2 separate regions of the Homo sapiens genome follow, and region 1 is linked to region 2. A link is a contact called in ENCODE Hi-C data. All regions are on one chromosome and are shown on one strand. Each heading gives the region's core, a stretch centred on a gene start or an enhancer-like site at or near the end of the contact. The rest is flanking DNA. Distances are from core to core; before and after follow the strand shown. Region 1 holds the start of SLC22A2 (solute carrier family 22 member 2). Region 2 holds the start of IGF2R (insulin like growth factor 2 receptor).

Region 1 (4,019 bases), core at 921-3,420, 290 kb before region 2:
ACGCATTGCTGTAAGCAACCTGAGGTCTGAACTTCTCCTTATCTGATTGTTCCCTCTAAGTAATTTGTAGCAAATTTCAACATTGTTTCCCATTGGCCAGCAAAGCTCTTCTGGCCCTTACCTTGTGCCCCTTGCTCATGACGTGAAGATCTGATGTCTTGACATGTTAAGTGAGTCAAACCCAAGTGCACGTGTCTGCAAATTTCTTGTAAGAGGCAGTCAGGAGCATCTCTTGGCCCTTGGGGTAGAGTAAAGTTTGACAACCTCTGTCACTTTTTAACTCTTTAACTCGCCCTCCTACAGCTCTTTGACGGGGAACAGGTGCAGACAGAGCAGCCTTGGCTTCCGGCTCATGCACTCACGATGCTGGCTGCGAATGGGAAGTCCCTAAACAGAACTGAGCCCCCTCATTCAGCTCAGAGCAAACGGGGCTGGCAGCAGCCCAGGGCACCACGAAGCAGAGTGCCTCTGTGTGCCCAACACAGCCGCAGTGGAGGTCAATGGATGTCCTTGCCGGCGCCCTGCTTTTTGCTTTTTTAAGAAAATAAGAAGCCTGCAGCTGCGGCAAGGAGAAAGACCCCGTGGGTCGCTCCTTTTAGACTACGCTATTACACCTGCTGACTATCCAATAGAAAAAAGAAGGAGAAGGAAAATCGGGTTAACTTTCTGGTATTTAGTTTGCAGATATGTCAGCAGGCCACCTTCTCTACTTGGCAGGATCACGATGTATTAAGAATCCTTTTGTCCACCAGGAAAGACAAATTTCCTGTTTGTCTTGCATTTAGATGCAACAACATCATCCTAAAGAGATGCCCCTGATGTGTGAGAGCAGAAAGGGGTGATCCCTTTCTTCCTTATCCTAAGGCTCACGGCCAACACCCCTATAACAAAAGACAGGTTAACAAGAGAAAAGCATGACAAATTTATTTGATCACGTTTTACATGACACAGGAGCCTTCATTCAGAATGAAGACCCACAGATACAGGGAAAACTGGATGGCAGTATAGAACTGTAGTTGGACAAAAAGGGCAGCAGCCCATGTTCGCAGGCTGAGGGGAAAACCCAGCAAGGCCTGTCTGTTCAGATCCGTCTTGGCCCCTCTGTGCAGCACTCCTTCCTCCAGGCACCGGGGACAAGACTCCTCTGGAATGCGGGTCTGGATTTCTTTACGGCCCACTGTTACACAGAAAGGCAGCGGGGAAGTTACAGTGGTATTTCTAGGCTTTCTGGCTGGCTTTGGGGAGAAAAGAGTCTGGTTTCCACGAGCTGCTTTGAGGAAGAAGGATTCTCAGTTCTATGGCTTGCCCCGGGGGAGAATGATGGGTGAGAGAAGAGACAGGAGGGCAGGAGAAGGTCAGAGAGAGAGACTTTGCTTCTGAGGCCTCCACCTTGGGGCATGGATTTCTGAGCCCCAACAGACCTTGACAGAAAAATCTAGGACACAAAGATAGTGGCTTGGACACACCTGCCTGCATTTACACTTGACCTGTCTGCGACGTAAACACTTTCCTCTTTCCCTCCAGATGGGTTAAGGGGAAGGACACTTCAGGGTTGAAACGCAGGAATACCAGATTGGAGCAAACACTTTTTAAAAGCAGAGTTATAAAATCTGGACAACATCAAAACAAGCAGCCCCAGCATGCATCCCGACGGCTCTTGTTGTTGGTTGGAGAATGAGCCCAGCAGTCAGGCTTGCAACCCACTTCGAATCTGGACCAGGGTTCTGACACGGATCCTGGTTCACATCACGCTGGGCCTTGTGGCCAAACACGTGTGTTTTCTCCATAGGGCCTTGAAGAAAAGCTGGCGGTGCGCATGAGATAGGAGTATATTAAGTTCCTGGCTGCTCGGGGCACTACGGGAAGATTACTGGGCTGTGATATGGGCCAGCACTCAGATTCCCTGCGGTGGGACACAGAGGGCGGGTTGTTTGTGCTGCTGGCGTGGAGCACCGACAAGCCTGTGGAGAACCAGTTATAATAAACACGACAGGCATCCTGGGAGTGAGCTCAGGGCATTTGGGAAGTGCAGAAGGACATGCACCCCCGCTGGAGGGGTGCACCTTTGAAGTCAGCTGGACCAAGGAAAGGCCCTGCCCTGAAGGCTGGTCACTTGCAGAGGTAAACTCCCCTCTTTGACTTCTGGCCAGGGTTTGTGCTGAGCTGGCTGCAGCCGCTCTCAGCCTCGCTCCGGGCACGTCGGGCAGCCTCGGGCCCTCCTGCCTGCAGGATCATGCCCACCACCGTGGACGATGTCCTGGAGCATGGAGGGGAGTTTCACTTTTTCCAGAAGCAAATGTTTTTCCTCTTGGCTCTGCTCTCGGCTACCTTCGCGCCCATCTACGTGGGCATCGTCTTCCTGGGCTTCACCCCTGACCACCGCTGCCGGAGCCCCGGAGTGGCCGAGCTGAGTCTGCGCTGCGGCTGGAGTCCTGCAGAGGAACTGAACTACACGGTGCCGGGCCCAGGACCTGCGGGCGAAGCCTCCCCAAGACAGTGTAGGCGCTACGAGGTGGACTGGAACCAGAGCACCTTCGACTGCGTGGACCCCCTGGCCAGCCTGGACACCAACAGGAGCCGCCTGCCACTGGGCCCCTGCCGGGACGGCTGGGTGTACGAGACGCCTGGCTCGTCCATCGTCACCGAGGTAAGAGAGTGAGCTCAGGGCTCAGATGGAGAAGCAAATGGTGGAGATTTTCTCAAGGAAGCAAGCAGGGAAGGCCCGGCTCTTATAAACCCTGCCTGGACATCTCTTTGGCCTGCATGTATCTTACAAAATCCTAGTTTCCAAATGAGAACATGCAGCTTCTAATTTGTCTGGAGAATAACTGGATTAGTTAAAACGTCCTCAGATGCTGACAATAATGATTCTAGTTTGTGCATGTCCCAGCAATAAGGAACAGGCCAAAGCATATTAGGACTCCTGGAAATGTTGCCAAGATAGGGATATTGTGGATCCTCCTCTTTTTCTGGAAGCCTTACCTCCCCCTCTATTCCTCCATCCCGCAGATGCCCACACACACCTGAAAGCCCGTGGAACTCAACTGAACTGTGCCTGACTGTGTGATAGGATGTGCTTTTCTCTCGATACCTATTTTTTCTCTTTAATTTCCTCAAAGTGTTCATATAAAATCATTTGGGGCTGGAGATCATGCTATGGCACTATTATTTTGTTAAAAACTACAGATGACATCAAAAGCTATTTGTGAAGCCTGATTCCAATAAATATAATAGAAAAAAAGACAAAAAATGGAGCTTGCTTTTATTGAAAGCAAAGCAAAATAGGGGAATTAAGTTACCTGAAAATACTGAGAGAGCCAGTTGCCTAGTTTAATTTAAAATGACTGCTTGGACAATGGGAAGATATTCTGTGTGAACAGATGGGTAGGTAGAGTCTAATTTGAAGGGTCTAAAGTGGTCAGATATTTACAGGAAATGTGGCAGCTCATGGGCTTCACACCACAAACTCTCCGAGGCTCTCTCACATGGCCAATCTCATTGCTTCCTACAGAGATGAGGAAACTGAGGCCCCAAGCAGAGAAGGTTTTTCCCCAGGCCACACAGTGAATAACTTAGCAGGGTTAGCCCTAAAAGATGGGTCTCCTGACCTGGTCCAGCACCTGCTCCACCCGACCACCTCCTCTTATTCCAAATAAGAGCAAATGCAGCAGCCTTCAGCAGTCACTCCTAATCCCCTTTTATTAAACAGACAGCAGGGAGATGCTAAATGGCCCAACCTCCTGGTGCCTGCATTGTATCACGTCCACACACCTATCTGCATGTGCATTGAAATTAGAAAGGAAAAAATAAATTTGTCTATAAGTAATTACCCAGTTTCAGCTGATTTAGCCAATGCTGTAGTTTTAGCTTCATGACAAATTGCCAGATGGAAGGGCAAGCCTTTTGGTTATGTAAAGAAAACTGAGGCTGGGCACAGTGGCTCACGCCTATAATGCCAGCATTTTGGGAGGCTGAGGTGTGAGGATCACATGAGCCCAGGAGGTCGAGGCTGCAGTGAG
Region 2 (4,005 bases), core at 749-3,248:
GAGACAGGGCCTTGCTCTGTCGCCCAGACTAGAGTGCAACTCGACTCGATCACAACTCACTGCAACCTCGACCTGCGGGGCTAACGTTATCCTACCACCTCAGCCTCCCTTAACTGGGAGGACAGGAGTGTGCCACCGCGCCCGGCTCTAATTTTCATATTTTTTGTAGAGACGGGGTTTCGCCATGTTGCTGAAGCTGGCCTCCAACTCCTGGACTCAAGTGACCCGCCCACCTCGGCCTTCCAAAGTGCTGGATTCCGGGCATGAGCCACCGCGCCCAGGCGAGTTAATTTCTTATTTTTGGTCACAGAAGCCATTATTCCAAAATGCCTTCCTCTAAATGTTGTTCTCAGCCTGACCTCGTTTAAGCTGCCACCATTTCTCTGTATCATACTAGTTACTGGAGTAACTATGTATCTTAGGGTAGCTAACTGGTCTTTAAACTAGTGTCACAAACTCTCCCTCCATCCACCCTTCCCCTTCCAAAAAAGGGAGCATAAAAAATATGGGCCTTTCCAAAGAGTTTCTATCGTGAGATCAGCCTCACCCTCCTTAGACTAATTTCTGCATGTTCTGAACACAGGGGTGCTAATAAAACTATCTCTGATGCATGGGAAAAATAAGAACCCCCCCCATAAACCCTACCACAAACTCCAAGTTCAGCCCAAAGTAGGCTCAACTTTGTTTCACTCTGAAAAGTAACTTGTAAAAGTAACTTGTAAAAGTAACAGTAACAGGGAGAAACTGTTGTCTGTTCAAAACTTTTCATCCTGCTTCCTTTTTACCAAAGTTTAAAAAAATAAACAAAAGCTGAATTTTCCATCATCCTAAACAGTCCAGAAAAGGATGGTCAGAAAATTCCTGAAATTCGAAGTTCCCCAGGCCCTGGACTGCTAGCAGTTGCGCGAGGTGAACAGCCCTCGATGGGACTGATGGGTTATACAATCATGGTTCCCAGAGCAAGATCCACTAGAATAATCCGCCCCGGAGACAATGACATCATGTGAGCAACCAGGCAGGAAGTTGGGCTCAGAGAAGTGAAGGGTCAAGTCTTGAAAGCTCACACTGGACGACACCCCCTGCCCCCAATCTAAAGAAGACAAAAGTCACCGCCTGCTAAAAATATATATATATATATATTCTTTAAAGAGAAAATGAGCCCACGGGGGGAAATCAATCAGCAAATGAAACCACAAACACTCAACTCCAGGACCATTCCTGCGGGCTCCAACGCCCCGGTGAGCCTCTCCACACCGAGGGGCCTCACCGGTGCCCCGCTGGCGAAACTCTGATGCAAACGCGCAGCGGGAACAAAGCAAACTGGAGTTCCTGCCTCCAACTTTCCCGGACGCCCGGCCGCGCGAGGGCAGGCGCCGACCCCAAGGGCCGGGGCGACCGCTCCGCACAAAGCCACCCCCGACTCAGCGACAGCCACAAGTGGCCGGACGCGGGGCTCCAGGACCGCCACGACCGCGTGTGCCCCCGCGCCCCCCGCCTGCGCACGGGACCCGGCGGGACTCGCGGACACCACGCAGGCAACTTTCCCTCGGGAACGGGGCGGACCCCGGCGCGGAACGGAGGCGACTTGGAGACCCCAGGAGCTCCTCGAGCGCTCCCCGCCCCCCACGCCGGCCGCTCACCCCGGGCACCGCGAGCGGAGCCTGCGTCCGGGCGGGCCACCCACCTGCACAGCTCGGGGAACGGGGCGGCCTGGGCCTGCGTGGACCCCGGGGCAGCGACGAGCAGCAGCAGCTGCAGCAGGAGCAGAGAGCGCTGCGGGCGGCGGGCGGGCGCGGGCCCCAGGTGGGGGCTCCGGCCGGCGGCGGCCCCCATCGCGCCGGGCCCGGACTGCGCGGCGGGCGCGAGGCTAACGGCGCGCGACTGCTGGGGGCCGCGCCCGGGACGGGGTCGCGCCGCCAGGGCAAAGGCGGAGGTGGAGACGGAGCGGGAGCCCGAGGTGAGCGCGGCTCGACTGGGCTCGGCGACAGCGACAGCGGCAGCGGCGGCCCCGGAACCGCGTCACGTGACAGCCGCCCGGCACCGCCCCCCCACCCCCGCCCCCCGCTCACGTGACTCCCTTGTTCAGGTGACCCCCGCCCGCCCCGGCTCCTCCCAGGCCCGGGTCACGTGAGCGCAGCGCGCGGGACAGGAAGCGGCGCGGGCGGGGCGCAGGCTCCAGGTGCCTCCCGGGGCCTGAGCCTCTCGGCGGGCTGGGCGCGGCGGGGGTGCCTAGCCGGGCCTCAGTTTCCCCTCCCACCGCGCCCTGCTGGATCGTGGCGGGTGCTTCCCAGGTTAGAGCAACTGTTCCCAACCTCGATCGACCAGTAGGGGAAAATAGGGAACTTGGATCAAAGTGCCAGGGAGGTAAATGCCTTCGCACAGCCTAGTGGCAGCGGATCCGTGGGGGGTGGGAACACACTTTAACTGCCCGTGGAGTCAAATCATGGGGGTTTACAACCTTGGCCCGTCAGAGCCTCTCAGACCTTCTGTGGGAATGTTATTTCCCAAGCGTGGGCTTCCTACAGCAAGGAAGGCAGCACAAATCCAGCAAGGTGAAAGAGTGGACAAAAGTGTCGCTGTCAAGCAAGTGCCACTCAACAAAGCTTTATTAATTCACTACGTGGATGGCCATGAGCTAGCCACAATGAAAGTAGAACGATGAATCTAAAAGTCTTGAACTAAAAAAATTCACTTTCTTTTAGAGTAAATATACAAAATAATCATGACTGAAAATAGTAATCATCATCATCATAAAAGCTCATCTTTTTTAGTGCTTATTCCATACCAGACACTGCTAAGCATGTAAGCATGAATCTTTAAAAACCTATGAGATGGGAACCTACTTATAGATGAGGAATTGAGGCACAAGGATACTCAGTGACTTACTCAAAGACACTCTGGGATGTGGCAAAGCTGGAATTCAAACACATATAAATAATCATGACCCAATAATAGCTAACATTTCTTGAGCAAGTAATTATGTACGAAGTACTGAAGTGTTCGGACACTGTGATTTAGCTCATTTAATCCTAACAGTCCTGTAAGAGGGGGTGCCTTTATTGCATCCGTTTTGCAGATAAGGAAAGTGAGGAATGGAGAAATTAAATAACTAGTTAGTCTTGCAGCTAGTAAGTGAAAAAGCCCGGGTTTGAGCCCAAGCCAGTCACAGGCCTGTGACATAACCACCGTGCTATTAATATATTGCCCAAGAAAAGAAAGTGTTGTAGTGGGTCAAAGGGAGAGCTCAGGTGTAAACTGTGGACGTCGAAAAAGGGTTTGTGGTGACCGGGCGCGGTGGCTCGCGACTGTAAACCCAGCACTTTGGGAGGCCAAGGCGGGCGGATCACAAGGTCAGGAGATCGAGACCATCCTGGCTAACACAGTGAAATCCCATCTCTACTAAAAATACAAAAAATTAACCGGGCGTGGTGGCACACGCCTGTAGTCCCAGCTACTCGGGAGGCTGAGGCAGGAGAATCGCTTGAACCCAGGAGGCAGAGGTTGCAGTGAGCAGAGATCGTGCCACTGCACTCCAGCCTGGGAAACAGAGCGAGATTCCATCTCAAAAAAAAAAAAAAAGAAAAAGGGTTTGTGTTTTGCAACTCCAGTGTTATAATGGATACAGGCAAAGACCATCAGTAAATACTAAAACCATCTGGTGAAAAATTATTGTGAAGCGGAATATTCTCTTTGTCTCAAAGTATCACCTTCAAAGTATACTTCCTTAAAAAACACAAAATACCTCTTCACAATGGAAAGATCTGGTAGAACCACCTTAATCAAGTAATTAAAACTAGTATCACCAATTTTTAAAAAACTAGCATTTTCTGCTTTCTAAAGTGATGCAATAAAAAATGCTAAAGGGTAATATTTAAAAGATGGTATAATCATGACTCAGATGTAGAATGAACATGTATCAAAGGTATTCCTTAGCTCATTCATTAATGTGAGAACCGGTAACATGTCACAGCTGGTTCAAAGGAAAATCCAAGGAGAATCCAACAA

The links. Hi-C counts contacts between places; a loop is a spot of excess contacts on that map. Pooled maps may share reads with other maps.
Region 1: a loop to region 2 is called in a map with no recorded cell type, with 2.2 times the contacts of the local background. The contact joins the promoter of SLC22A2 here to the promoter of IGF2R in region 2. A Hi-C loop is called at or near these places in 1 of 168 maps with a recorded cell type or tissue (gastrocnemius medialis), 1 of 37 single-sample maps with no recorded cell type and 1 of 50 pooled maps.

Annotation. Positions count from the first base shown.
Region 1 is chr6:160,256,972-160,260,990 of GRCh38, reverse strand. SLC22A2 (solute carrier family 22 member 2) reads left to right here and starts at 2,170. Exons shown (of 11, transcript NM_003058.4): 1 at 2,170-2,647. The coding sequence starts at 2,234.
Region 2 is chr6:159,967,075-159,971,079 of GRCh38, reverse strand. IGF2R (insulin like growth factor 2 receptor) reads right to left here and starts at 1,998. Exons shown (of 48, transcript NM_000876.4): 1 at 1,685-1,998. The coding sequence starts at 1,833. RefSeq lists silencers at 1,378-1,507, 1,528-1,807, 1,818-2,437.